Regions from separate parts of the Mus musculus genome. Here regions 1, 2, 3, 4, 5 and 7 are each linked to region 6. A link is a loop called in an ENCODE intact Hi-C map of the cell type or tissue named here. Cell type or tissue: heart. All regions are shown on one strand. Region 1 has its middle 16 kb from the start of Gm3716. Region 2 overlaps Gm3716 (predicted gene 3716). Region 3 has its middle 23 kb from the start of Gm3716. Region 4 overlaps Gm43837 (a long non-coding RNA gene). Region 5 overlaps Gm52815 (a long non-coding RNA gene). Region 6 has its middle 17 kb from the start of Gm26761. Region 7 overlaps Klf3 (Kruppel-like factor 3 (basic)).

Region 1 (4,000 bases), 55 kb before region 6:
AAGTGACTTTCAGTTACCCTACCCTCAGAACAGGCAGTTGAATCTGGACCTTTCCAAATTGTCAACGAATGAAAAAAAGTAGACAAATTGAGAGCAATGAACATTTGGGATCTGGAGTGGGGTGGGTATAATTAGTGTGAAATGTGCTAAGTGTTTCCACTGGTTTCTGGGGGGTTTTAAAACTTTATTTTCGGTGATTCATGGGCCACAAATCATTGAAAATACTAAAGAGGAAAAGAAGCCAGAGGGTAACTGCATAAACACCCCCTCAGCTTTCAATAAAATTCCACAGCAGCATTTGGAAGGAGGGGTTTGCCCCCAGTATGGTAATAGTTATCAACCCCAATAACATTGAGGGGAAAAAATACAACTCCAAGTGTTTGCCCTACTGAACATTGATCAATTAGAGAGCATCACTCTCTCATAAAAGGGGACGCCATAGTCACTAATGTAATTGAGTTTGCAGGATGGAAGCAAGGCTAACCCGACCACACGCTCCATATATTCTCCATTATGAAATTCCAGCTGATGGCTAGTGTTACCACAAGATGCCATGCCAGGCCCAGAATTACCCAGTGTGGTGGGCTCTGTGACCTAACCTAATATCCTGCTGAATTTGCCTAGGCAAACATTCTACTAGAGTCACTTTTAGCGAAGGGTTTTCAGATCTGAAACCACACAGTTGGATGGGAAAGTCCCCATTTTCTTCAGTGAGAAGGGCTCTTATAGAAAGATGCTGGGATTTCAAAATCAATGGCAAAGCCAGGCTGGCAAAAGCTGAATTAGCAGCTGCTCTGTGGGATTGCTATTGCTTGTACGCCCCCATCCCCACCCCAACCCTCCCCCCACCACCAACGACCTCCTTCTGGCACTGGCTTTGAAGTCCCCTGCACACCTGTGTAGATTATAAAACAAGGAGGCTGAGCTTCCACACCCAAACTCTAAATTCACAATGCACCTCAACAGTTAAGACATGCCCTCCAGCGTCTTGTGTAAAAGTTAAACCCAACCTTGATCTAATCTCCTGAAGTGGTTAACCCTTGCCCGGATTTAGCACACACTCCCAGTGCCAGGGAGAGAGAAGTCTCGCTATCAGAAACTTACATCACTGGGGCAAGCGCGCCTTTGGGATAGGTGCCCTCAGAACCCTAGCAGACCCCTATTCTTTTTAGTTCCCTTTTCTGGGACTAAGAGTGGTTAAGATTGAAGAACCCAGTGGCTCCCCCACCCAACTCTTTATCTTCTTGGATTTTGAATGAGATTGCAAAAAAAGAACCATTCTCCTAGTCGCCTGTGTCACGGCTTTGTCCCTATGCTTTTTGAGTTGAAACTCAAGATCCTCCCTAGCTCTCATCCTGGAGGAAGAAGCGTTGGAGTCTGTAGGCAATAGGTTAGGTCTGGGTTGGATTGAGGTAAAGAGAGCAGGCAGCTGGAGGTGGGGGTGGCTCACAGAGCGGCTGTACAGGCTGGGCGCAGACCAGGAAGGGAAGTACAGAGAAGAGCTTGATTGGGAGCCAACGCTTGCCTCTGGCAAGAAGCGCCTCGCAAACCTCCCGCTGGGGTGGGACCCGGTCTTGGCTCAGCCAGCCCAGGTCCTGCAGGTGCTGGCAGAGAAGTGGCTGCACCTGGCTCAGGAGGGTGTGTCAGAGGAAACCACAGCAGGCACCTGGTTCTGATCCCATGCCACACCCTGACCCCTCTGTTGAACTCCCTGCTCCTTCTGCGGAGTCCAAGGGTCTCTCTTCCCAGTCCACTTCTCAATCTGGCTTTGCCGTGGCTCTGGACCTTCGACAGCCACCCGCAGGGTATAAGACCGCTCCAGTTCCATCTCTGCAAGGGCTGTTGAGTAGCTTAGCTCTCTTCTAGCTCCTGAGTAGTCAGAGTTCTTTCCTTCCTGAGCCCCCTATCTACTGTTTTTCAACCTTTCCTTAAAAACACCAGAAACAGCAGTAAGTTCTTCCTCGATAGCAAGAACCCAAGTTTCTTCTGAAAGAATTCGTTGGTTTCTTTGGGAAAGAATCTGCTGTGGAGGTGTGAGGAGGCGAAAAGAGGTGGATTGTCAGAGGAAGCTACATAATGAAGATACTCCATAGGTGTATGCACACATGTACATACATACATACAAGCATACATACATACTTACGTACATAATACATACTTGCACACACATACAAGAAAATTAATGTAATAAATAAAAGAACTCTTTGCCACCATGCTTTCAGTCTTTGGTTCTAGTTTTTATGAATAGGAGAAAAAAAATCACAATATGTCAGAGACTTGGCCAAGCTCCTCAGTGAATTTAACTCGCCCAGGGATAGATCCCCAGAGGATGCTAGGGAACATCTTTCTGTCAGTCTTTCTGTCCTTGACTACTCTCCATCCTTTAAGTTGGATTGAGCTGTATGTGGACCTAACAACCCGAAAATAGAGGGAACCTAGGAGACCACCTGAGTGCTGTTTTCCCTCCTGGGTGACTTCCACGTCCCCTCCTAACCACTCCTACACTAAGGGGACATGCCTGGTGATGGGGACGAAAACTGGAGATGGTGAAGGACAATCAAGAAGGCCACACTTCCTTATGAATTGCGACACCCCTCGTAGACTAGGGGATGTCTACATATTCCACCATTTATCATGTCCAGGGGTTTTGAGCTCTGTGGGTAGAATTCCTCAGGCTGGAAAACAAACACACAGAGAGTTTGCATATATTGATAATTTTAAGGTGCCCACATAGTCCCTAAAGGCCTCCAAGAACCCTGAGTTAAGCCCCAGCCTTCGGTAATGGAATACATGAGACATGAAAGCAGAAGTAGGGTGCTATTTGGGAAGGTAAAGGGGACCAGAAAGAGACTCCTGGGTGCATCATAGGGAAGAGGGCATCATAGGGAAGAGGGCAAGGAGATGCCCTAGTGAAACCACCATGTTATGCTAACAGCAAAACATCAACAAGAATTGAATTCTTAATCAACTTAAACATTCTCCCTAGGCCTTTGTTGCCCAGGCCAATCCAGTGCTATTTGCTAGCAAGTTATCCTGGCTTCATTGCAGTTTTTCTGCCCAGTCCATATTCTCATGGACACTGTCACCATGTCTTCTTGGCTGTGACATGGCTCTAGCTGGCCTTCATCTTCCATCCCAGACCCTTCTTTGAGATGCATTCACAGGGGAAATCTAAGTGTGTTGACTTGACTTTCAAAGGAAACCGTTAAAGCAAGAAGGGTATAAAACGATCTCACCAATAGAACTTCATAAATGTATTGAACAGACCTGCATGAGACAAGTGCCAACACATCTTGGGGTCCCTTTCCTTGGCCCTGGAGGAGCCTATGTAAAGGAAGGGGCCTGGGAACCATTAGCCCTTTGTGAAGTCCATCTCTGCATAGGGACTCGGCAAAGGAAACCTGGACCTGACCTGACCAGCAAGACCCTGCTCAGAGATTCACCAACTATTTGGAAAATTGGGAGAATTACCTACTTACTTATTTATCTATTTTTATATATGCAACTCAGAGTTTTCATAGCTCTTTGTTCTCAGAAAACCTGCTCCCTCGGAGGAGTACAGTAAAAGCTTATTTTGATTAGATTTTTAATTAATGGCTCACCACTTAATTATGAAGGATCCCTTAGAGTGAAATTCCAAGGAAATATTCTTTCTCTTATTAATCCTGTCTGCCAGATATCGCAGGAAGAGATGAGGCAGGGGTGTTGGTTTTTATTCTCCTGCGGAGGTCACAGAGATGGTTTCAGGTTCTGATGTCTTTCTGTGAAACTGCTCCACTCTCTGGGACACTATGAGCCTTGTTCTCTAGGGTCTCTTTCCTTTTCAGTTTCCAGCAACAGGGACCGGTGAGATGACTTAGCAGAGTAAGCCTGCTGCCTGAGTTTGATCCCTGAACCCTTACAGTGAAAGGAACACCCAAAAGATGTCCCCTGACATCTGCACATAGGCTGTGACGTGCACAGCCTTGTCCCCTGAGAAAATGAATAAATCAGAATTTTA
Region 2 (4,000 bases), 82 kb before region 6:
TGCCATCCCTGGGCTGGTAGTCTTGGGTTCTATAAGAAAGCAAGCTGAACAAGCCAGCGGGGAGCAAGCCAGTAAGTAGCATTCCTCCATGGCCTCTGCATCAGCTTCTGCTTCCTGACCTGCTTAAGTTCCAGTCCTGACTTTCTTTGATGATGAACAACAATGTGGAAGTGTAGGCTGGATAAATCCTTTCCTTCATAAACGTGCTTTTTGGTCATGATGTTTGTCCAGGAATCCTGCACAAACCCTGACAAAGACAACCTCTCTGCTACTCTCCAGGTCATATAGATAAAATCCCTACATGTTTTTTAGAGTCTTCAGAACGATCATTTGCTTTACAGTTTAAGTTCTCAGAAGGGAGAGAGTATGCCTGTGGCAGGTTTATTCGTAGAGTAGCTTTGTACAGACTCTCTAAAACGGCAGTTCTTAACCTGTGGGTTGTGATTCCTTTGGGGGTCAAATGACCCTTTTAAAGAGGTCACCTAAGACCATCAGAAAACATAGGTATTTACATTACGATTCATAACAGTAGCAAAATTACAGTTATGAAGTAGCAATGAAAATATTTTTATGATTGTGGGGTCACCACAACATGTGTTTTATTAATTTATTTTTATTTCATTTATTAATTAAAGGGTTTTAGCCTTAGGATGGTTGGGAACCACTGCTTTAGAACATAATACATGGTGAGAAATAAATTTTATCTCAGCTCAGTCCATACGTCACTTATACATTTACCTTTAAAGAAGAGTCTCACAAAGCCATACAGCTTTAACTCTGTGCCTTGCTCAGTGAGGTTTTGTTTTCTATTTTTAGTTTTCTATTTCTTTCTACGTTGATGTCAAGGTCCACGAATGGAACCCAGTCCGAACTCTGGAACCTTGCTACCAGGAGTCCAGCCCATGCTGACATCCAATCAGTACTAACTAACTACCCAGAACACCCTTGGCCATTTCCTCTGAGGACTCTCAACCTCCACCTGCCTCTCCACCCTGCAGACTTCTTCAGAGGAAATTGGAGACCAGGACAAATGTGATTCTCTAATCTTTCTGGAATCTTCCTAGTCCCCACTTAAAGAACTTCATTAGAGTCAGAGTGCACTTCATAGGAAATGATTTACATTGGAAAAAAAGATGAATGTCTTTTTTCCTTGCCTAGGATAGTGAACTTCCTGTGATTCAAAATCCTTTTCATGGGTAAAGGTCACTTTCTAACTTATGTGCGGCATCTGAGTATGTTTGGTTGAAAAGGGTGTGACTCTCAAAGCATTAATGGGGTTTGCAGACAGATGAAAAACAAAACAAAACAAAACAAAAAGCCACCAAGCTTACGACACACTTAAAAGGGGAATGACAAGAATCACACAGTTGCAAAGTGACACAAACACTGCCAGCGTGCCCTGAACCATGAAGCCAGCCCACCTGATCCTGCCTGAGAGAGGAAAGACTCCCATGGGACATCTGATCAGGAGCACAGCATGTGGCCTTGTGGATTCTTGTGGGCCTTTTTTTTTTTTTTTTTCTTTTAAATCAAATCTGTTGTGAACAAAGACAAAATAAATATGATGTTTGTTCTGGAGACACTGACTGTCCCTTACGGAAATAAAAGATTGGTGACCATTTGCCCTCCCTAGTGTAGCAGATAGCAGCTAGGGTATAGGGTCTGACCAACATAATATACCTGGTCTCCCAACTCCGTTCCTGTCATATGATTGATTGACTCTGTGTGAGTCCAGAGTCACTCAGCTATGGGTGTTTGCTCATCTGTAAAATACAGAGATTGGCACTATTCTTGAAGGTAACTCTGACATGGAATTAACGTGAGGAGCTTGCAAAGCAGTCATGTCTTGTACATAGGCTAAGATCCATGCGAGCACTTATTAAATGAAGTCTAATTTATGATGAAAACTGCAGTCTTCTGCCCTCCAGTTCAGGGCAGAGGAAATAGAAATCAACCTTTAAAAAGCCTGGGTTTCTCTCTTCTCTAGCTTTCCTTTGGGGGCAACCAGCCCTTGCCTTTCAGGTTGAGTGGCACAGCACTCAGAGAGGGCCCCGCTACTCAGGACTCGGTGGGGAGTTTTTCCAGCTTCTTACTGCAAAATCTTCCTTCCTTTCCTCAAGAGAAAAAGAGCTGTTCTCTACAGAAGAAACACAAAAGGGGCCAGCTGGAAGACATGCTAAAGCGAGAACCCTACATACACTCAGATTCTACGGGTGCGCTGCTTGCTGATGTAACGGCCAAGAATCAGAAACCGGAAGTAGAAACGCTGAATGAAAACAAACCATCTGGGCTGAGCTACCGAGGGAGCAAATGTCTAAGACCCTCATTGGCGGCTGCTCAGGCTTCGTGAGCAAGGCAGGAAGCAGACGATTGTGAAGCCTGTGAAGGTTTCTGCTCCCCAAGCTGGTCGGGGGTGGGGGTGGGGGGATGCTAAGGTAGCAGATCACATCCTTAAAGATCTAAAATTAAGATCTAATAAATTAAAGATGAAAAAATCTAAAATAATAACAAATAAAAGGTTGCTTGCCCATCTGGACATAGATCTGATGTCCAGGTGAGATAACGCACGGATGCCATCTCTGTGGAAAAATAATCAACTGCTTTAAAGGAAGCCAAGGGTGGGATCTCGCTTCCTGGACTGGGGTAGAGAAGGGGAATGTGTGAAATACACAAACCAGAGCTGCTGCTGATACCCCAAGGACAGACACGGCTGGAGGACCACCCAGTGTCAGCTCAGAAGAAGGGGGACGGATAAGCTAAACCCAGCCCCCTGGGAATATCAGCATACCAGACAGAGTTTGAGGAAGAACAGTTAAAAGCCATATGGTCGAAACGTCTTTCTTAAAAACTGGCTGGATAAAACCTGCACAAATGAATGGTTATATGTGTGCAAAAGTCCATGGAAAGGGTTAAAAATAAAAACAAAGGCCTGTAAGTATGGTCTCAGCTAATCAACTAAGAACTAAGTAATGCATCTCATATTCACATTCTGTCTCTGTCTCCCCTCCCCCTCCCCCGGCTTTATACTCCATGTGTAACCTGGACTGTCCTTGAACTCATAGTCTTGCTCCCAAGTGCTGGTAATATGCTTAGCTACATGGGTCTCCTCTAAAATAAAAAGAGAGACGGCTCAGCAGTTGAGAGCTGCTGACTGCTCTCCTGAAGAACCTGGGCTCAGTACCCAGCACCTACACTGACACTAACAACCATCTAACTCCAGTCCTAGGGCATCTTATGCCTTTTGGCATCCATGGGCACTCTGCACATGCACAGACATACATGCAGGCACACATACACACATAAAATAGAGATAAATAAATCTCTGGGAAAAAAATAGAAGTTAAAATGGGAATCTGGGGTTTAATGAAGAGCACATTTATTCTTAAGTTTCCTGGAACTCTGAATCTAGACATATTATATGGGAGTATATGTATCCTTGTGTATATGATCATATCACACACTCATGTTTAACATGTATGGTTTCTATCTATGCGTATTTTAGAACTCTCTCTCCATTCCTATCACTTAGCTACACATCATACACACACACACCCTTAAGCTCTTAACAAGTAAGATCTGTCAGTGAAAATGTCAACGGTACCAACCGACTCTACACATTAATCTAGACAATAAGCCTCACCCTAAACAAGAGATTATCTACAAACGCACGCCTCTCCTCTTGTTCCTCGAGATAACTGGCTCAATCACAAGAACAGGCCTGAGAGTGACCAGGGGCTTCTGAGTTTCGTCTGTGAACATCATGGGTTATGGGAAGCAGCAACGTCAGCTACCACTTTGTGTGGAGGCAGGGGAAAGATGCAGCCCTGACCAGATGGCCAAACTGTTCTCCTTCATCTCATGGGTGCAGCCCCCACTGGCGTGCAGCAGTGTGGGGTGCAGACAGACGGCCACAGGTGACCCCTGACCTTTCAAGGTCAACCCTGTCCTGCCGCAGCTCTGGAGGGAGAAGTTTGCTCTCAAGCCCACCACTTCTGGCTTG
Region 3 (4,000 bases), 48 kb before region 6:
TGTCCTGCCAGAAGTCCAGACCTCCCACCCCCAACCTCTACTACCACCCCTCACTCCCCATCCCAAGAGAAAGCCTTGGCTGGGCTTTAGAAGAAAGCAGAAAGGAGTAGCAAGTTTCTGAATCAAAACTCTTGGGGTGGAACTAGTCATCTGTCTTGACATGCCCCGAATGAGCTACATGCTCCCATTTGGGAATTCCTTCCTACAGGTCAAGTGCTAGGGACTATACCCGATGCACTGTCCCACCATGCAGAATGTTAGTGTGAACTGCAGGCTCTGCAGAGTTTCTCCGGAGAGTCTGACCCCACCCAGGTCCTGCCCTGCTTTCCTGAGACCCTCACAATTCTCCATCCTGGCCGAGTCAGATAGCTGGTTTCGGGCAAGTCTCAGCAGCCTGCCTGCAATCTTCCCTGTCCAGTTCACCCTGTGACTTGGGTTCTGGCCTCAACTATTGGCTGGGTCTGCACCCTGCCCACAGGAACCTCCTTCATGAGGCCACGCCCTTTCCAAATCCCATGTTGGCAGATGATGTTTTCCTTGGACCGATGCTTGTGTTTCCCTGGGGCTTTGTTGGGAAAATGTGTTTCCCTGCCTAAAACTACCTCTAGCCTTTGCAGAGGATCTCAGAGCCAAGGCCATTGCCCACCAACATTCTCCTTCTTCAAGCACTTTCATATAATCAAAATAAAATAAATGTTAGTTTTTAGTCATTTGGAAAGTCATTGGGGTAGACTACCACACAATTGATTCAACTATTTTCTACGAATTAAGTCTGCGCTGTTTAAAACATGTGCGGCTTCAGTGTAGTCTGACTGTGAACTGTGCCCCACAGCCTCTTGTATTTGAACACTTGGTCTCCAGCTGATGCCACTCTTGGGGAAGTTATAGAACCAAAGTGGGTGGGTGGGTGGGTGGGGCTCACTCATGGAAGCAGATCATAGGAAGGCTGATCTTGAAGCCTATGGCTTCACCATGCCTCTTCTCCACTCTGATAGACTGTACACCTGGAACTGTGAGCCAAAATCAGCTGCTCCTCTCTTAAGCCGCCTCAGCCAAGCATGTGGTCACCATTGGAAGCACAATACAGTCACTTGGCCACCACCATGACTCTAGCAATATGATAAGCCAATAGCACCACTAAGAGCTCATCGAGAGCTAAAGCCTACTTCCTGGATGTGGCCCAGTCCAGGGACATTAAGATGGGGACAGTGCTGTAAGAACAGTCTAAGAAGCCTCGGTCACCGCTGAAGGCAGGGCCAGCTTCATGTGTCTTAGCAAAGAGGCCTGTACTTTCACCATGGTCCTACAAACTATAAGCCAGCCATGCGAAGGTATCTGAGTTATAAGGTAGCGCAAACAAGGAGAGTACAATTGGATTTTCGTGTCAAGATTTTCGCTAGGGGCCAGAGAGTAAAAGTACTTGTGTTTGATGCCCAGATGCACACTGTAGGAAGAGAGACTCCACTTCATCAAGCTGTCCTCTGATCTCTCTCTCTCTCTCTCTCTCTCTCTCTCTCTCTCTCTCTCCCTCTCCCTCTCTCTCATACACACACACACACACACACACACACACACACACACACTAACACAATACATAAATCTAAAAGAAATAAATTCAAAAACACAAAAATCAGCACATTTTATTAGTTAAAACCAGTACACGACGACCACCACCATCATCCCCTGCAGTAGAACTTCAGGTACCCTAAAGCGAGCTCAGAAGATTGTTGGAAAAATGCATAGTAGAGGATGCTTATACTCTACTCTCTCGGGAAGCTATCTGGATAGGCAGTGGAGGAGGTCCCAGGTGTGCTGGGTGGCCACACTTTATGCTTATTAATAGTTTGATAGTCAGGTTATTCACAGTGAGGATCCAAGCGTACTAATGTATATGACATGCCTCCAGATGATAGGATATTTCAGAAGGCGTTTAGACATAAATACAGCCAGAATCTTATAGCGTGTTAGTGCTAACTAAAACCTTGACAAAAGCAAGGCAGCACTGATTTCAAAGGTATCTTCTAGCTTCCAACATCTGGATGCTAAAGGAAAAACAATACTGTGGTGTTCATAATTGGAGATTTGGGTGATGTGGCTCCCCAGTGCTGGGATCTCGGCAATGTCTATAGAAGATAAATGGCCCAATCTTCCTCTCCCCACCCCCACCTGACTGTCCCCAAAAGAAAACAATTCAGAATTTCCCTCCAGAGCTCCATCCTGGGGGGGCGGGGGGGGGGGAAGCAGCCCTGTGTCAGCTCTGGAGCCAATCTCCCACATCCTGGAGGCAGGCCCAGCCCCGTTAGAACTGATGGATCTTCCAGATGGGCTGTGATGATTCCTTGAGAAAGAAGATAAGAGAACCAATAAGCATGAAGCTAACGACATCTGAGTAGAGGAGACTATAACACAGACACACACCTCATCTTACACCGAATCTCAACTCTCAGCTGACTGCTCAATACAATTCAGGCAGACCCCGGAGGCCGGATACGGTTTTGTTCCCTTTACCTCACATTTTAAACAAGCATCATTACATACATGTGACACAAGTTTCACACACATGTGTTTCAGACCCCATTTCCCGTTCTTTGGTAGTTAAAATTTCAGGACTGTAGCATTCTAGTGCCTGCTGGGTTTAGTAACCCACATGGATTTGACCTAAAAAAGACCTGGTCCAAAACCATGCTCTGCCATTTCCTAGCTGTGATGATCTTGAGCAAAATATTTCTCTGACCTCAATTTGCATATTATCCATTATCCAGTGCATCCAATTGATTATGTGAAAATAGCATGAGAGGTCAATACAAAATGATGGATACACAGAGCATCAGAAGAACCTTCCAGACTGAGAAGAAAGAGAGAAAGAAAGAAAGAAAGAAAGAAAGAAAGAAAGAAAGAAAGAAAGAAAGAAAGAAAGAAAGAAAGAAGAAAGAAACACAAAAAGCAGGCCAATCTCTTGAGTGGAGCTGGCAGCTAAACTATCCCTCCACCAGTAGCTGAGAGGTTCAACTGGCAGGAAATGAGCACAGAGAGAGCTGTCACGAACTTCCCTTTCAATCTACTCAATTAAATGAGTGCTTATGGAATATTCTGTCTAAAATACAGTTTATACTTCTCAAAATCGCATGCAACAGGCAGTGAGAGAGGAACCCTGAGCCATGAAGAGACAAGCATAGCGCTGATCACATGAGAAACACTTGAAAGGCTTCGTTTCAAAACACATTGGTTAAAGTAGAAAAAGGGCCAGCCAGATAGATGGTCCAGCAGGCTAAGGCGTTTGCCATTCAGCCTGGGACTCACATGAGAGAATTGAGCCATAGTACATGTGCAAGCACATGCAAAAAATACTGGAGATTTAACTTGGTTGGTACAGCATTTGCCCAAGATGCACAAAACTCTGGGTTTGATGCGGAGCATCCCATAAGCAGCCACGGACTGCTGTGTTTTGTTCTGTTTTGTTTTGTTTTGAGACAGGGTTTCTTTGTATAGCCCCACTTGTCCTTGAAACTCACTCTGTAGACCAAGCTGGCCTCAAACTGAGAGATCCACCTGTCTCTGCCTTCCAAGTGCTGGGATTAAAGGCATGTGCCACCACTGCCTGGTTTAGCAATGATATGTTTACTGAGAGTAGAATGGCTGTTTTATACAAGAAGCAGAGCAGACTGTCTTGATCTAGGAACACACACACACACACACACACACACACACACTCACAACTACACAAAGAAACTCTGTGTAAGACCAGGCTCCCATTCAGTCAGGTGTTCTTCCTGTCCCATCTGTGGGGTTTGGCACTCTTTGGAAGCCTGTTTGCTAAAATCTCTCACCTGCTCCCTCTGCTTCCCTACTTGGCCCCAGGTCCTTGGCTACATTAGAACAAAGTTTACATTTACCACAAGGCAGGTTATAAAACGATGAAGTCTTATTTTTCATTTGGGCATTTGTTTGGCATGAGATCAGCTCAAACCTTGTTTTCCCACAAACATGTAGTAGAATCAGT
Region 4 (4,000 bases), 290 kb before region 6:
GGTTTCAGAGTGGGGCAGACATGTGAGAGCCCACCGCAGCCGGAGCATGTGATGGAAGACCCTTCACGTCACAGTGGGCCAGGGCTAGAGGCTGGGCTATCTTCTGAGGTCTGACTTAAATGACCTCCTTCCGCTAGCAAAGCTCCACTTCCCATTCCACAGCCTCCCAGGATAGAACCACCACATGGGGAATGAGCTCTCAAAGCCTGAGCCTGTGGGGGCACTTCAGAGTCAAGCCGCAATATTCTACCACTGGACCCAAAGGCTCGTGGGCATCTCGTGACTAGAGCTGCATCGTGTCTAATTTTAAGAATTCCTGTAGTCTTAATAGTCTCAACGTTGTTCCAGAGTCCAGTGTCTCTTCTGAGGCCCAAGAGAAAACTCCGGGCTGTGAGCCATTCAATCAAAACTGAAATGGCGTATAAGAGGACATAGGCTGAATGCTGCCATTCTAAAAGAAACAAGAGGGCAGCAAAAAAAGATAGGATCAAAGCAAGACTGAAACCTGGCATGATGACCATTAAATCCTGTAGTTTCTCAGGCAGCATCAGGCACACGCAGCCCTGAGTGCACACACACTTGTACAGTGTCAGACACACATAGCCCCTAGGCATACGCAGCTTCTGAGAGCCCACTTTGTTGTACCAAAGAAAATACTTCTAGTCAGTGCTTTTCTAGGAGGGCTTTAAAACTTTCTTTAAAATTGTTTTTATCCATACATTTCGATCATACATTTTCCTTTCCCCCAACTTCTCCCATCTCCTCCCCATCTCCCTACTCTACACAGCTTCACGTCTTTTCTCTCATAAGAAAAAGAAAAATGAAAGAGAAAATCAAAACAGACAAACAAACCAAAAAAGAAAAGAAAAGACAGGAAAAGAAAGGAAAACCAGTAAGAAAAAAATACCAAATAAAATAATGCAACTCACATACAATCAAGCACAGAGTCTACTTTGTGTTAGTCGACTACTCCTGGGCATGGAGTCTACCCTGGAGTGAGGTTGATACATCTGTGCATCTCTCCATTGAAGAACACGGATTTTCCCGTTCCCAGGAGTTTTGTTTGCAACTAGTTTGATGGTTAGGATTGGTCAGGAGTGGACTCCTCCACTTCCCTTTCTCCATCCTGGGCTCTTGTCTGATTTGTAACTATGCAGGTCTTGTTTGTATTGTTACAGTCTCTGTGTGTACATGTGTATCAGTTCTGGAAGACCCTGTTTAGGAAGGCATGTTTTTCATTCTCTCTTACAAAGGAAATTCTTTCAATGAGTCTGTACTTTCACACCGTAGAGCAGGGCGGGGTCTCACTTCCACTCCCATTTCCTAGTGCTGCAAGCAGCTTCTTGAAGGATGCTAATCTGTTTAACAGATTAGCTGCTTTGTCTATACTGGTTTTACCTCCAACTTTAGGTAAGTTTGTGTTTTGTGTTTTTTGTTTTTCTCTCTCAAACTGCATGTTTTCCCAAATTTTCCTGCTCGGAGTTTCCTGACTAAAAGCAGCCAAAAATGGCCCTGTACCAGCCTGAATGCTGTGAAGACTTGGAATTTTTTCAACCAAATAAATTGGCTCACTCTTTTAAAAACCAGCTTCAAAGCTGGATTGGTGGTGCACACCTTTAGTCCCAGCACTCAGGAGGCAGAGGCAGGCAGATCTCTGAGTTCGAGGCCAACCTGACCTGCAAAGTGAGTTCCAGAACAGTGGGGGCTACACAGACAAACCCTGCCTTGGAAACAAAACAACAGAAAAACCCAGCTTCACTTCAAAATTTAAAGACCTTAAAGAATACAGACAAATTCCTTCTGGAGATATAATAGAAATGACTTGAGATCTAATTCCCTATACAATCCCTGTCCTTGTCTGGAGCCTCTGAGCCTGTCCTTTGCCATCCGTGTTTCTGTCAGCATTCTGGGTCTTCTACATTTGGACCAGAATCATCCATTACATTCACAGCATGTCAGGGCTTCTCCAGTCCACTGCCCCAAACTTCCAAATTCCTTCCACAAATCATCTGCCAAAGTCTAAGCAGGATGACTTTGGGGTGTTCATAGAAGTCACCCTACTTCTCTGCTATCTGTTTTCTGTGTTTGTTACTTGAATATCACTCTGACCACTATCTCCAACAGAAATGGTAGAGGAGAGAGATGGTGGAGGAGAGAGATGGTGGAGGAGAGAGATGGTGGAGGAGAGTTTATGTTGGTTCTCGGGTTCAGAGGTTTCAGCTCATCACAGCAGGGAGGGAGTTGCAGAGCTCATGGCTGTCAGAGGAAGTTCTCAAGAGGCTCCATCTGCAGGAAGCAGAGAGCAGTCTCTGGAGGCCCTTTATTGAGTGATCACTACAGTCTATCGAAAGCTTTGCATTCTCTGCCCTTCCCTTCTCAATACCACATCTGACATAGGCAGATCCCAGCCAAGAGTGTGTTGATTAAAGTTTGTGTTTGGGGACTGAACACATGACTCCATAAGCAAGAGCGTTAAAAGACCAGAATTGGATCCCATGATGCACATAAAAAGCCAGGCATGGCTCTATGTGCACCTCTAACCCCAATGCTGAGAAGGGGGCTGGTGGAGAAGCAGAGACATACCATTCCACTTTGTGCTCCCGGCCGGTCACACACTTCCAGTCACCCACCAAGGGACTCTTTCATTGGCGAATGAAAGATACACACACACTAGCTTGTTTTTGAAATGCTGTGATTAGCTCAAAGGTTAGGCAGTGCTAAGCCTTTGCCTGCTACCCCAGGCCCAATAGGGAAGTGGGCAGTGGCCACTTACCAGAATTCTTACACTGCTCAGAGGCTCTCTCTGCCACAGCTCTAAATCTGAGCCATCTCTCAACTCATCTCAAGCCATCTCAGGCAATCCTCTGTCTCCACTTCTCTATCCCAAGCCCTCGCAAATCTAAGTGTCCCGGTCCATCTCCTTTTGCCCAACCATTGACTGCTAGCATCTTTATTGATCAATCAAAAACCAATTGGGGACAAGGTCCTTCAGCATTTGGACACACAGATTCCTGATTAAATCAAAGCATTAGAACCAATCCTCAATACATCAGTCCAGACACAGGTTCAGAGACCCTGTCTAGGAGGAATAAAAAGGAGAGTAATGGGACAAGATCCCAGGTGTCCTTATCTGACTTCTGCCTACATGCATAGATAGACATGTACACATGAACATACATGTGCACATACACGACACACAGATACAAAAGCCATGTTTTTCTTTAGTCTCAAAAAACCCTGAAAAATCCCAGAGGCTGCAAGTTGCTCCTGCTTGAAATCCATGGAGATCACTAAGGCTTCTCTGAGTCAGCTAGGAGTCTGAATGAGCTCAGAAAACCAGGAGCTAACTGTGAGGAGGTGGTAGGGAGGGGGTGTCAGGGTGGGAGGGTTGCCACTAGCTTCTGCAGGGGATGGGGAAGAGGAGAGAGTGGGGAGAATGGAAGGAGGGGACCATCCAGCAGCTGGCCCAGCTGTGTGGCCTGTGCTGTCCTCCCTTTCTGGCCCTCAATTGCTCTTTGAACAGCTCTGCATTTATGGCCACTTGGACAAGCCCCGGCATTGTTTGCCTCTAGTATCTAAGGTCAGAGGCCTTAGAGGAATGGCATGGTTCTATTTCCTTAAATAGTGACTTGGGAATGAAATGAGTAAGCGTGTCTTTAATTAGCCATACCCCAGAGGCCTGCGGGGGTGGGGGGGTCTGGTAGATGGTGGGCCCCCTGCCAAGATCAGCATTGTGAGGCTGGTATTTGGTCCAGGGTGTGGGGGGGGGGGGAGGGTTCAGTGCTATGCATTATTTACCCTCCCTCCTCATCTCCTATTGTCCTATCAGCCTCAACTCCAATTCTGTCCCCATGTCAACATGAAGGATGCCCCGGAGCTGGAGAGAGGAAAGAAGGGAGCCCTTTCTGAGCAACTACCACAGCCTAGGCACTGTGCCAGACACTGGAAAGGGCAAGGTCAAAGATGGAAGGATCGTGCGGAGGTGAGCCAATGAAGGCTG
Region 5 (4,000 bases), 180 kb before region 6:
TGAAATTGGGGGGGGGGGAGGGGGAGGCACACTCAAACCACAATAGTATCCTCACTTCCATGCAAGATGTTTCTATAAATTTTTGAACAATGTTTCAAGAATGTAGCTTTGTTTATAAGTAATTTTTGAACAATGTTTCAAGAATGTAGCTTTGTTCATAAGTGGTGCTTTTGTGTTTTCTTTTTACAAAGGTGAAGTTAAAATGAAGCACTTAGGGTAGATCCTAGTCCAGGGCCTTGGGAATCCAGACAAACACAAAAGGGTGAAGACACAGAAATCAGACAAGTAAGTACAAGGCAAGGAGAAAGTTCTGGAACAGATCATCACTCTCAAGCCTCAGACGTGCACAGACTCTCAGCTTTCCAGCATCTATCACCCCCAAAATGGGAAACTTCTGCCCTTGGCTGCACTTTGTTGCAACAGACCTGGCAGAAGTCCAAACAAGACAAAAAGCTGATTCTGCAGCCTACCCCTGCCTGCCAGCTGATCGGCCTTGTTCAAGCTGGAGAACCTCTGGAGAGTCCAGCTCTGTATGGGGTTCTTTCTTCCGAGCAAACCCTTAAGCTGTGGGAGGGCTGGATCTGTGTGATCTGACCTGTACCTGTCCCGGGCTTCCTTGCAGCTCCCCTGAGACAGCTTTTCCCTGTGAAGCTAGCCAGCAACTCCCATCAGTAGCAGGCAAGAATCCCAGGACTCACTCGACGAACCAGCCTCGTCTGGCTGGATTCTTGAAGAACATATGGAGTCACCCTATTCCCCTATAGCAGCTTCAACTCTCAGGTTCTCTTTCTTGTAGCCCATCTCCTGGGTCCTCGGTGGTCCCTGGGGGTCCCCGGCAAGAGGCAGGTTGTTTAGGCCAGCCAGATACCACTTAAAGAGACCCAATTCAAAACATAACCGTGTGCGACTCAACTTACGGTCAGGCTCTGAATCTACAAGAATTTCATAAACAAGTAACATTTAAAAAAATGGTTATCGATGAAGGAAAAAAAGAACCTGAAGAAATCAGATGATGTGAGGGAGGTTTAGGCAAGACCTTTCAGGTACAGTGTGTTCTAAAATTTGACTTTTGAATTGTAGAAATAAATGACCTATTAAAATAAAATTTTAATTTAAAATGTGCTCTCTACTTAAGAGGGTACCCGAGTGTGTGTGTGTGTGTGTGTGTGTGTGTGTGTGTGTGTTTTTGCATTGGAAACACACCCAGTGTAATTTGTAAAATAAATACATAATAAATAGGTTAAATGTTTATTTTGACTTATGTTTTCAAATGCCAGTTGTTTAATTTACCATGAAGGATTGCTGGCAGACCCATCATCACTGGTACCGAATACGGCATTCAGACCTTGACCTAGGCTGGCCTTCCCAGGAAACCAGCTCTGTGGCCTTGCCCTCTTCACTCTTCCCATCAATACCACAGGCTGACTTCTCCTGTTGACAGGCGCATGGTCAACACACACACACACACACACACACACACACACACACACACACACACACACAGAGGTTTCCATTGCACATGCACAGTGGGAGGTCATTGGCTAAGCGGTTTCAAAACACACAGCCTAAGTCGTGGCAAGATCCAACCTTAAGAATGCGTTTATTTGATTCCATGTCACTGTACCATATACTTGGGCTACTCTAAAGAGAGACATAGGTCCCCTTTCCCCAAGCACTTTACTTGGAGAAGTTCAGGGCCAGAAAGGCTGCTGTCTTCTTCCTCAGTCCTAGGGCAGAAACTTCCATGAAAGCTGGTGAGGTGATGTTCACCCGCATCTTTTTTAGACCCTCCCCTCCTTACCTTAAACCGCTCCCCCACCCCCCACCCCCCAAGAAGGAAAAGACAAAAGAATGCTATAACATTTTCAAGAACTAAGCAAGCACAACAGCCAGCACTGTCCTGATTGGTCCCGTCGCCCCTGTTTTCTTGTGCTATAGAGAATATCTAAGGGTTCGTCTCCTCTAAACAGACGCTTGTAAGGAAAGTTTAACACAATTTATAGAGCTGTAAAGTTCTTGGTATGGCCCTCATTGGAGTGCTTTCTCACATTCCCAGAAGTAGCCAATCTACCACGTGGCAGAGCTGCTAGAGGAAGGGAGGGAGCCAGCGGGGCCCTGAGCTGCCCGCAGGAGCAGCAGCAGCAGCAGGGCAGGGCGGCTCCCAGGAGGGCGCAGGCGTGGCGGCCCCTCCCTGCCGCGAGCCCATGCCCGCCCACTGCCACCGGCGAAAAGGAGGAGAGACCTACATTTAAAAAGGCAGGAACCTACTAGCTCCAGAGCTCCTACAATGCCGAATGAGAATTCCTATTTATGAGGTCAAACGGAGGTCAAGAATTATCCAGTCATCTCTAAAACCCCCTACTTAGGGGGTCAAGCCAGGCTGGCAACCCATGTTAGCTAAATAGAACTTGATCTCCCGAAAGCCTAAAACTGCTTTATTTTTTCTTTCTTCCTTTCTTTCTTTCACTTTTTTACTGTTTTGCCAGAGATACGGGTTGGCTTTTTTTTTTTTTTCTGTTACTTCCGGTTTGTGGCTGAACTTTCTTTGCCTTCCTTCCTTTTGGGGTGTGGGAGGGTTAAGCTGCTTCAAAATAATGTCCACTTAAATATGTTTTTAAAAATGGGAGAGAAAGAGGAGCTGGGATAGAAAGAAGAGGAAAGGAGAGGGAAAGGAGGGGGAGGCAGGAGAGGGAAAGAGGATGTTAGAAGAGACAGCACACAGTAATTTTGTTTATGTTATAACATTTAGCACACTCCTATTCATGGATGTGTTCCACAATTATGCTGTGAGATGCACAATGTCACTGTGTTCAAAGTACAGGTAAAGAAGCCGAGGCTCATCAAATCCTGGAACTGTGACCGACTCTAACCCTGAAGTCCTTGCGTTCATTTAACCCTTTAAGGAAGGGTACGGAGGTGTACATTCATCCTTTATTACAAAGCCTATGTCTGATATGGAAAAAGAAAAGCTTTATTCGGAACCTTTGGAAGAATCTTAAGACTATGATTTCGTCTTTGGTCACTCCTTTGGAATTTTTTGACGCGGGCATTAACATGGGCTAAGGTGGTCCTCGCAGCCCCACCCACGGGCGCACTTCCAGCTTCCGGCAGCAGGGGGAGCATGTGTGCAAGAGGAGGAAAGGTGCACCCGGCAGGAAGTGTCAGTGCATGGTCTGTCCTTAGCAGGTCCAGGCTAAGAATACATTCATTTTTCTCCTTCAACATTTAGAACCAGTGGCTGCAGGCTTCTCTACAGAGATTCATGCTTCCTCGTTTGTAAAGCCGGGAAAACAGTTCTGGGACTTGTAGAAAGAGGTCTCTGCTGCATCCAAGGGAGGAAAAAAAAATCTCATGAAGGAGCCAGGCTTGGCTGCTGGCTTCTGTTGAGAAAGGAGAACTCAGCAAGCAGGACAAAGGGCCACCCTGAGTGCAAGCAGCACAGGACTTCTCCCGTTGACTTCCTGAGACCACCTCAAGGCTTGGAAGCTGCGCTAGTTCTGGCTTCTCCAATGGTACAGGCTTGGGTCTCAGGCACCTGTAGGTGCTACTCACATGGCAGAGCCCGTGAATTATGGCAGAGCCCGTGAATTTCTTGGAGATTCATCAAAGAATTCACCAAGATCCATCAAGATTCTGGTCATTCACCACGTTGTATTACATAGTGAAACCCTATGCAAAAAAACCAAACCAAACAAACAAACAAATGCAAAGAAGTAATGGGGGTAGCCAGATAGAAGTGGACAAACGGCCAGGCAGTGGTAACATGCTCCTTTAATCTCAGCACTCTAAAGGCAGAGGAAGGTTGGATCTCTGTGAGTTCAAGGCCAGTCTGGTCTCCAGTGCAAGTTCCAGGATAGCCAATGCTACATAGAAAAAAAAAAACCTGTCTCAACAAAGAGTAAGAAAGGAGAAAAAGAAAGAGGAGGAGGAGGAAGAGGAGGAGGAAGAAGACAGAAATAAAGAAAAGAGAAGAGAGAAAGAAATGGATAAATGGTGGCCC
Region 6 (4,000 bases):
TGCAGGGCAGTCAGTGAAACCCAAGGAGCGTCCTAATTCCGAAAAGACTGTTTGGAAAGAGAGCTTCGTTCTCTTAAGCATCCACCGCTTCTACAGGCGCTTATTAATATACCATGTCCCAGATGTTCTTGATACTGAAGAGGCAAAGCCAGGCCCGTGGAGAACTCTAAAATCCCAGAAAAACAAACAAGGAAGTAGATGATACTCGCCCAGCCACCAGGACACAGGAAGTCGGCCACTGTGAGAATGCACAGGGTGGATAGCGCTGACCGTGCAGGACGCAGGGTGCGGGGGTGACGGAGCTCCGGGAAGGCAGAGTTCAGCTTCCTTAAAGATGGCCAGGCCTTAAGTAGAGAAATGAAGAGAGAGTGGTGGGCAAGGAGAAGGAGCTATTACAAGGACAAAGACAGTCACACACAGAGATAAAAGAACGGTGAGCTTAGGGGCTCTGGGCGTGGCTTCCACATTCTTCCCCCACCTCCACCCCACCCCCATCCCCACTCGTCCCTCAGTGGAGTGGCTTTCTTGGCAGAATTGAGTTCCTGGAAAGACAGGTGGGAGGTGGTGTGAAACCTTTCCCACGCCTGCTTTAGAACCGGGGAAGCCAGTCTGGAATCGGGGAAGTTGCAGAGAAGAGATCAGGCCAGCCAGACCTTGTTCTGGCCCTTCCTGATGCACAGTAGTGAGAACGAAAATGAGCCTGTCACATGTTCTAGAGGCTCTGGGACCCACTGCATTAGAATCCACAGTTGACCCTTCCTCCCTAAAATAAACTGCCTTCTCCATGTGACCAAAGATGGTAAAGACAGGGAGCTGAAGAGAGGACCCATTCAATAGTTAAGAGAACTTGAGACTCTTTCAGAGGATCTGGGTTCGATTCCCAGCACCCACACATGGCAGCTCACAAATGTCTGCAACTCCAGTTCCAGGAGGTGTGGCAACCTCTTCTGGTCTCAGCAGGTACCAAGCATGCATGTGTCATAAAGACAAACATGCAGGCAAAGGACCCATACACATAAAAATAAGTACATAAATAAATAAATACTAAATAAATAAACAAATAGATGCTAAAGACAGCCATTGCCCTACTAGACATGATGGTGATAACTCAAAGATCCTTTTAAAAAAAAGACTCCCTTGTATAGACTGAGTGCATCTGTCCTCCATGACCCCCCAAATACACAGACTGAAATCCTGATCCCAGAGGTTACAGTATTAGGAGTGATTGAATCATGATAGTACAGCCTTCTAAATGAAGCCCAAAGGAGGCACTGCCATCTCTCCCACCAGGAAAAGACCCAGGGAGAATGTCCCACCTGTGAGGAGGAGGCTGACATCATCAGCCCAACCGATGCCTGGCTCTTCCTGAGCATCTCAGAATGTGAGAAATACGCTGGTTGGGTCGTAGCCACCCAGACCGTGTGGTTTTTACAGCGGTGGTGGTTGCTTTGTTTGTTTTGTTTTAGACAAGATCTTGTTATGTAACCTGGGTTAGCTTCCAACTTGTGATCCCCCTGCTTCAACCTTCTAGCTTTCTTGCATCCACTCCCCAAGGGCTAGGATTGGGCACCCCTCATTCCCAACTTACACTCTCAGTGAGAGCTAAGACTAAGTAAACCATTCCAGATACACACTTGGTTATGGTCACATAAAATGCAATTTTTAATGAAAACCTATCTCACAGAACAGACAGCACACAATTCTTTCAAAGATTGCCTTGTTTTTATTTATTTATTTTACACTTATGTTTATTTGGTATGTGTGTTGGGGGGGGCATGTGGGTTCTGTGGAACATGTGTGGAGGTCAGAGGACAGTTTGTGGGAGTCCGTTCTCTCCTCTCACTCTGTGGACTCAAACTCAGGTCATCTCCAGATTGCTGTGGTGGCTCACACTTGTAATCCCAGCACATGGGAAACAGAAGCTTGTGGATCACTGTGAAGTCAAGGTCAGCCCGTGCCACAGAGACTTCCAAGACAGCCTGAAGACACCCTTCCTCTCAAGTAAACAAACAAACAAACAAACTCACTTGTCAGCTTCTTTACTCAACGGGTGATCTTTCTGACCCACCTTTTGATTCAATATACTACAAGAACTAATGCGTGTATAAATAGAATATAAACAATATGTTATGTACACTAATTCATTTCCCAGTCCACTTATCAGCTGCATAATATCTGAGGCCCAGTACAGAATGAAGCTATGTGGGGGGTTCCTTGTCCAAAACATAAGCATTTTCTAGACAGAAACACTGAACTAGACATTGAGCCCACCTTCCTGCACATGTTGGCGATCCGGCTCATCGGCCCAAAAGGCTGTCCCCAAGCCTGCCAAACTGATGCGGTCTGTGCCCTCCCTCTGCAGGTTACAGCAGACAGGAAGAAAGGGAACAACATTCTCTCTGACATTTGATGGGGACTGAGATAGGTCCTGGGTCATCTAGAAGCCACCTTATCTCCGAGGTCAGCAGGGACTTGCCTAAGGAAATGACCTAGAAGCCGAGGGCCGGAGCGTGATACAGATCTGGCAGGCACAGCTTAGGAGGGAAAGTACTTTAGGCCCAAGGAAGACAATGTACAAAGGTTGGAGAAGAGCCTGAAGGGTGGGTGGTGCACCTGAAGAGACCACAGGATGGGGTTTGGCAGCTGTCCAAAAGAGCCATGGTAGGGGCAGTTCGGGGAAGACAGCCATCAAGATTAGGGCCGGCCTTGGAGGAAGGTTGGATTTTATCCTAAAGACAACTAGAAGCTCTTAATGGGTTTCTTGGCCCCATCCCAGCTGCATAGTGAGCCAGGATGGGTATCAACAGCTTTATCAGAGGAGGAAAACGGAGCAGCTACCCTTCCTGGTTCCAGACCAAGAGTAAAAGAGAACTGCAGCAAGATGGCCTGTGGAGCAGCTCAAGCAGGAAGTCCTGCTGGGCTGAGTCCTTCAGCCTTACAAGGCCACGGACCCACAGATCTAGCACAGGAGAACCACTACTCAGCAGGAGGCCAGGAGACCATCAGAGAGGCAGATCATCACCCAGACCCTGTACTCAGTGATGCAGGCTCAGCAACAGGGGATGTGGCACATGGCTGTCTTCTGTGACGCCTCCAAGGGCTTACACCACACCATCGTGCCTACCGGGGATCTTGTATTTGTAACTTGCCCTTCTTACCAGATAGCCAGTGTGACCTGAGACTCAGAACTACATCTTGCCAGGACTGGTGTTGCATGTCTTTGATACCAATACTCAGGAGGCAGAGGCAGGCAGATCTCTATGGTCCTGATTTACAAAGTGAATCTGGGTCAGCCAGGGCTTGTTACACAGAGAAACCAACCCTGCCTCAAAAAACCAAGAACCAACAAGCAAATAAAAAAACCTATGTCTTACTTGTTTTTTGTTTTTAATTCTAGGTCTTTACAAGGGAAACCATATACATAGTTAAATGTGTCCCCCAAAGCTCATGCTGCTGAAAACCTGGAAATCCACATAGTAGTGATATCTGGGGACAAGTCTCTTGGGAAGTGATCAGACTTAGATGAAGCCATAAGGCAGGATCCCTGTGCTGGGACCAGTGGCTTTATAAGAAGAGGAAGAGCCCCACCCCCAGCCCCCGCATCCTAGCTACTCGTATATGTTCCTCTTGATACAACAAGAAAGCCCTTTCCAGATGCAGCCTCTAGCCTTGGTCTCCACCCTGCCACAGCAGATAGTTTCCTACTGAAAGACTACACTTCCCAGCTTCCCTTTCGTGCAGACTACAGAAGTCTTTTCTATCTCAACAAGGGGCTGCATCCCATCTCCTCTGTAGGCATTTTGGCTATCCGCATGTGTGAATGACAAAGGTACCCTGTTGTCCCACCTAATGTCAGCACAAGCCTTTCTTTCTGTTTTGTGTCTCTCCACAACTGCTTGAATAATCTAAAAACCCTGAGAACTAAATTTCACTTCTAAGTTGCTTGGCCTGTGCTATTCTGTCACGCCCACAGAAAACTAAGAAGACTAAGCCCTCATAA
Region 7 (4,000 bases), 130 kb after region 6:
TAGCCCAGGGTAGTAACGGAGTTGTAGCAGTCCTGCTTATCCCTCCTAGGAACAGGGAATACCAGCACGTGCCCCCTCACCAGGCAGAAGTACCATCGATAGAAAACAAGAAAAACTATCAACCACAGCTGGCTCCTGTCCCCTACCCTCTTACCATTCATTCTCTCTGTCCCCTACCCGCTTACCATTCTCTTGTAGAGCTTCAAAGCCCTTGCTACTGGGCTTATTTAAAAGACCTCCATGAGTGGGTAAGGGGGGAAAAGTTGTTTTAGGATGATGGTGGGAAAGACTCCTATCTAGGCCAGGCTAAGGTTGGGGCAGTAACTTTTAAAAGGAAGTTTTGATCACTAATTTCCTATAGGGCTGGGCCCTTCCTCCTCCTTGGAACCTGTTGAGGAACATTTCAGCTGCAGAAGTCCTTCTCAAGGCTTGGTCACTTGTAATTAATTATTATTATTGGTGGGGAGGGGTTGCTTGTCTTGTTGTTACTTCCCCTGGGCCTAGCACAGAAACTACTTTGTTTTCAGTATCCCTTCTGAGCCTTCTATAAGGTGTCAGGGAAGGGACCTGCCTGGACCCTATTGGTAGGGGTAGAAGACACATCCTTCTAGCTTGTCGAGGTAAGAGGCCAACCTGGATGGAGTGGGGAGCAGTCTGCTGGCCACTGTAGGGTGGGGAGAGCCTTGAGCAGGTCTTTGAAGAATTAGGAGGATTTAGATAAGCCGGAAGGGGAGGGGGCATACCACACTGTTGCCCAGCATCGGGGCCAGAAACGAACAAAAGCTTGGCGCTGGGGAGGGGGAGTCAGGGCCCCTTGGGGAGCCTGGGCTGTTTAGGAAGCTGGTGACTGGCACAAGCAGCTAACCACCCTACGCTGGCAGTCCCAGGCTCCCTTGGAGGAGGGACCAGATGAGGAAGGGACTGCTGGCAAAGGGGTTGGCCTGCGTTACTTCTCCCCCACTCCCCCCTCCCCCGCACCCCACCCCCCATCCCCTTCAGCGGGAGACCTGAGGATCTGGTCCCAGAGGCTGTGGTGGAAATGGAGAGAAAAGGGGTGGGGCAGACTTCACAGATGACCTTAGGTTTCCATGGTGAAAGACGAGAAAATAAGGCAAATGGGAGTTAAGGAGGGGCAACCTCTTAGAACAGGGACTGGAGGGAGGAGGAGGAGGCTTGGGCTGGACTGGAGCCATGTTGCCCAGCCAAGGTTGCAAGTGCTTTCTGGTTTGTGTTTACTCTGGAAGGGGAGGGCACCTCCCCCCCCCCCCCCCCCGCACAGTTTTGTATGGAAGGTGCAGTCCTCTGAGGTAAAGTTTAGAGAGACTTCATGCACTGGGAACTACACCACCCTGACAGTTCTTTCTGGTTATTTTTAAGGTTCCAGCCATCCTTGGTTCAGGGTGGAATTTCCAGGAACTGGCTTCAGCTTGGAGCCAGTCGGGTCCCTCCCAGCCTTCCCACTCCCTGCAGGGTGGGGCCCCATGGGTGGAGGCCCAGCAGGGTGGAGTGAGGTGGGTCTCCAGTGATAGGGAGGGCACCTAGTGAGCCAGGCAGATGAGAGGCCCCGTGGCCTCACGCAGCCTTTCTGGATTTGATTATGTAAGGCCTCACCGAGGAGAACCGGGAGGGCTTAGGCGAGGCCTTTGGAGCTGTGTACACAGCAGGACTAAGACATTGTGGGTATTTTTCAATTGATCTTGGGTGGCTTGCCCTTAAAACTGAAACACAGAATTGTCAGCGAGCATAAAGGAGGAAAAACAAATGTGTAACCCAAGTACCAACCAGGTGCCCTTGAACGTCAGAGCCGGCCTGGAGAGTAATATACATTTGGGTCTCCGCAGCCCTACCGGCGCTCTCGGGGGAGGGTTTGGGGGGGGGGGGTTGGAAAGCTGGAGAGAGTCTGCCCCGTCCCTGCCTCTCCACCTGTCCTTATTTACATGTAAAATCAATTGCTTCACTTGGTCTTTCCGAAGTACTGGGTGTGGGCAGAATCTTATCTGAAGCTATGTCCTGTTTGGACAAGTTGGACTCGCCCTGGCAACTCTCCATGGGGTGGAGCCGATGGGTGGAGGCAGAAAAGTAAAATTGGGTGGCTTGTTCACGGAGAGGGGAGGGCGGATCGCCGGCTCCCTGGGTCATTGCATCCCATCTGAAGCCAAGCAATGAACCTCTCCCTTTTACAAAACACGTTAATGCAGAAATAATTGATGAGAGGCACAGATTCGGAAATATCCGGTGGAATTCTGTTCAGGTCAACAGTGGAAGAGTGAGGTGGGTGAGTCCTTGGGTGGTGTGAAAAGTGGGCACCCTTCCAAGGTAGGTGCCAGCCCCGCTAAGCAAGCCTGGCTTAGGGTGCCTGCCCCTCTGCGTTTCTGGTCAGGCCATTGCATGGTACTTCCTGTAGTACCGGTCACAGGGAGCGCTCAGAAAGTTTGCTAAGGAAATGTAAAGAAAGGGTTCTCGACAAAGGAAGTTCAGCTCCAGGGACGGCGCTTGCCCTCCTGGCCAAGATCCACAGCGAGCTCAGATCTTTACCCTGTCAGTTCCTTTGGAGAGTGAGGGTGGGGACTAGCAACATACTTACTTCCTCTTTTGAAAATTCGCTTGGGAGCGTGAAGAAGGTGCTGGCGATTGTTGCTTGTTGGGTTGTCTAAGTAGTCTGTTCTCTGGACACCTGGCTGAGGTTCCCCTTTGAAGGGAGCAGGTAATTGGGGCAAGCCTTAGGGTCAGGCCTGAAGAGAGGAGAGGGAATGTCAGGCAAGTCTTGCTTTGTCCTCAGCAAACAGAACTCTTGGCTCTAGTTAGCCTCCACCTCCATTCATTGCCTCCCTTAGGAAGTAGTTGTACCGGGAGCCTCACAGACTGTAAGAGCTGTATCATTTCTAGAAGTCGCCTAAATGATTCTCCAGGCTTCTAATATATACTTCTACAGTTACATGCTGACAGAAACCTGACCCTTGGTTTGATAATCTGCAGTCAAAAGTAGAAGAGGGGAGGGCTCCCGAAGGCACATCACTTTTCAATGAAAATTCGGTTTGACTAGCCCTTCCCCACAAAATAACCCAGTTGTCCCCATTATGGGAAATTATTTGGGGGAAAACTGGTTTTTCCTATATTGTTGGTTTTTTAAAGCACCTCAGTAACTTCTAAAAAAAAAAAAAAAAAAAAACAAAACAAAACAAGTTTTGCCCCCCCGTGCCGTTTTTTTTTCCCCCTGGCATTGCCTAATTCAGATTGAGAGTGTTTAGCTAAACAGAACTAAGATGTAAAGAAACAACCACATTCGAGGCTTTCTCATTTCTGCAATGCCTACATAAAGTGGTTAGTAAGATTCCTCAGCTTGGTTAAAACCCACAAGGTTTTAAAGACCCCAAGGCTGGCGTACAACGCCAATCTTCTGCCAGCGTCTTAAGGCTCCAAAGCCTGTTTTCGTGCGCCACCTACTGGTTCTCTTTAGAATTGCTGCTAGGGTGGTAAGTAAAAGACTTGCGTCTTTGGTTTCAGAATCCCTTTTGAAAAATGAAGGAGATGTGGTAGTATGCACCTGGCAATCCAACACTTGGAAGGCAGGTAGAGCTCTAGGTCAGCCGAGGCTATATAGTGAGACTCTGTTTTAAAAGAAGAAAAACGAGCTTTAAAAAAAGGATAACGATAACTGCAGAGCACTGTCCCTGGATAACAGCGACTGCAAACCAAGTTTAAAGATCCCAGTTCTTACAGGTCTTAGCTTACGTGTTAGTTACGTGGAAGGCACAGTGGTAGTTCTCTTCTCATTCTATCCTGATTTAAATATTAACTTTAATTCAAGTAGGAGGGATTGAACCCAGGCAGGGCCTTGTGGTGCTAGGCCAGCTATTCTGCCAAGAGTTGTACCCCTCTTCCCTGGTTCCTCACCAGAAACCATAAAGCCCAAAGCAATGGCCAGGGTAGTTGGTACAGAAGAATTGCTGCTGTTGTTTTTGCACAGGCAATCCGATGTGTGTTGGTGTGCTCCGTTTTC

The links. Hi-C counts contacts between places; a loop is a spot of excess contacts. Peaks named below come from ENCODE experiments on the same cell type or tissue, not always from the same donor. Only the 100,000 strongest peaks of a DNase experiment are listed, where the experiment ranks them.
Region 1: a loop joins it to region 6, with 1.8 times the contacts of the local background. A loop is called at or near these places in 3 of 42 quality-filtered maps.
Region 2: a loop joins it to region 6, with 4 times the contacts of the local background. A loop is called at or near these places in 3 of 42 quality-filtered maps.
Region 3: it touches region 6 in a loop (2.0-fold over the local background); 4 of 42 quality-filtered maps call a loop at or near these places.
Region 4: it touches region 6 in a loop (3-fold over the local background); 6 of 42 quality-filtered maps call a loop at or near these places.
Region 5: it touches region 6 in a loop (3-fold over the local background); 3 of 42 quality-filtered maps call a loop at or near these places.
Region 7: it touches region 6 in a loop (7-fold over the local background); 6 of 42 quality-filtered maps call a loop at or near these places.

What each region holds. Positions count from the first base shown.
Region 1 is chr5:64,625,022-64,629,021 of GRCm38, forward strand. No RefSeq gene overlaps it. Among named protein-coding and RNA genes, the nearest start is that of Gm3716, 16 kb to the left of the region's middle. In heart, no CTCF peak of the experiment used is centred here; a DNase peak (open chromatin) is centred at 1,530; H3K27ac peaks cover 544 bases.
Region 2 is chr5:64,597,878-64,601,877 of GRCm38, forward strand. The region is part of intron 3 of Gm3716 (predicted gene 3716); the gene reads right to left. Among named protein-coding and RNA genes, the nearest start is that of Gm3716, 11 kb to the right of the region's middle. In heart, no CTCF peak of the experiment used is centred here; a DNase peak (open chromatin) is centred at 2,254; H3K4me3 peaks cover 997 bases; H3K27ac peaks cover 3,124 bases.
Region 3 is chr5:64,631,894-64,635,893 of GRCm38, forward strand. No RefSeq gene overlaps it. Among named protein-coding and RNA genes, the nearest start is that of Gm3716, 23 kb to the left of the region's middle. In heart, no CTCF peak of the experiment used is centred here; a DNase peak (open chromatin) is centred at 2,298.
Region 4 is chr5:64,385,900-64,389,899 of GRCm38, forward strand. Gm43837 (a long non-coding RNA gene) reads left to right here. Exons shown (of 3, transcript XR_003955925.1): 3 at 3,830-3,976. Among named protein-coding and RNA genes, the nearest start is that of Gm43837, 9.9 kb to the left of the region's middle. In heart, a CTCF peak has its summit at 2,291; DNase peaks (open chromatin) are centred at 1,302 and 3,622; H3K27ac peaks cover 979 bases.
Region 5 is chr5:64,503,240-64,507,239 of GRCm38, forward strand. Gm52815 (a long non-coding RNA gene) reads left to right here. Exons shown (of 3, transcript XR_003955927.1): 3 at 192-2,541. Among named protein-coding and RNA genes, the nearest start is that of Gm52815, 9.5 kb to the left of the region's middle. In heart, a CTCF peak has its summit at 2,189; DNase peaks (open chromatin) are centred at 432, 2,172 and 3,142; H3K4me3 peaks cover 1,517 bases; H3K27ac peaks cover 3,142 bases.
Region 6 is chr5:64,679,938-64,683,937 of GRCm38, forward strand. No RefSeq gene overlaps it. Among named protein-coding and RNA genes, the nearest start is that of Gm26761, 17 kb to the right of the region's middle. In heart, a CTCF peak has its summit at 2,363 (motif pointing left); DNase peaks (open chromatin) are centred at 264 and 2,614; H3K27ac peaks cover 1,145 bases.
Region 7 is chr5:64,810,233-64,814,232 of GRCm38, forward strand. All of the region lies in intron 1 of Klf3 (Kruppel-like factor 3 (basic)), which reads left to right. Among named protein-coding and RNA genes, the nearest start is that of Gm38457, 3.1 kb to the left of the region's middle. In heart, no CTCF peak of the experiment used is centred here; DNase peaks (open chromatin) are centred at 909, 1,499, 2,049, 2,499 and 1 weaker place; H3K4me3 peaks cover 2,518 bases; H3K27ac peaks cover 3,005 bases.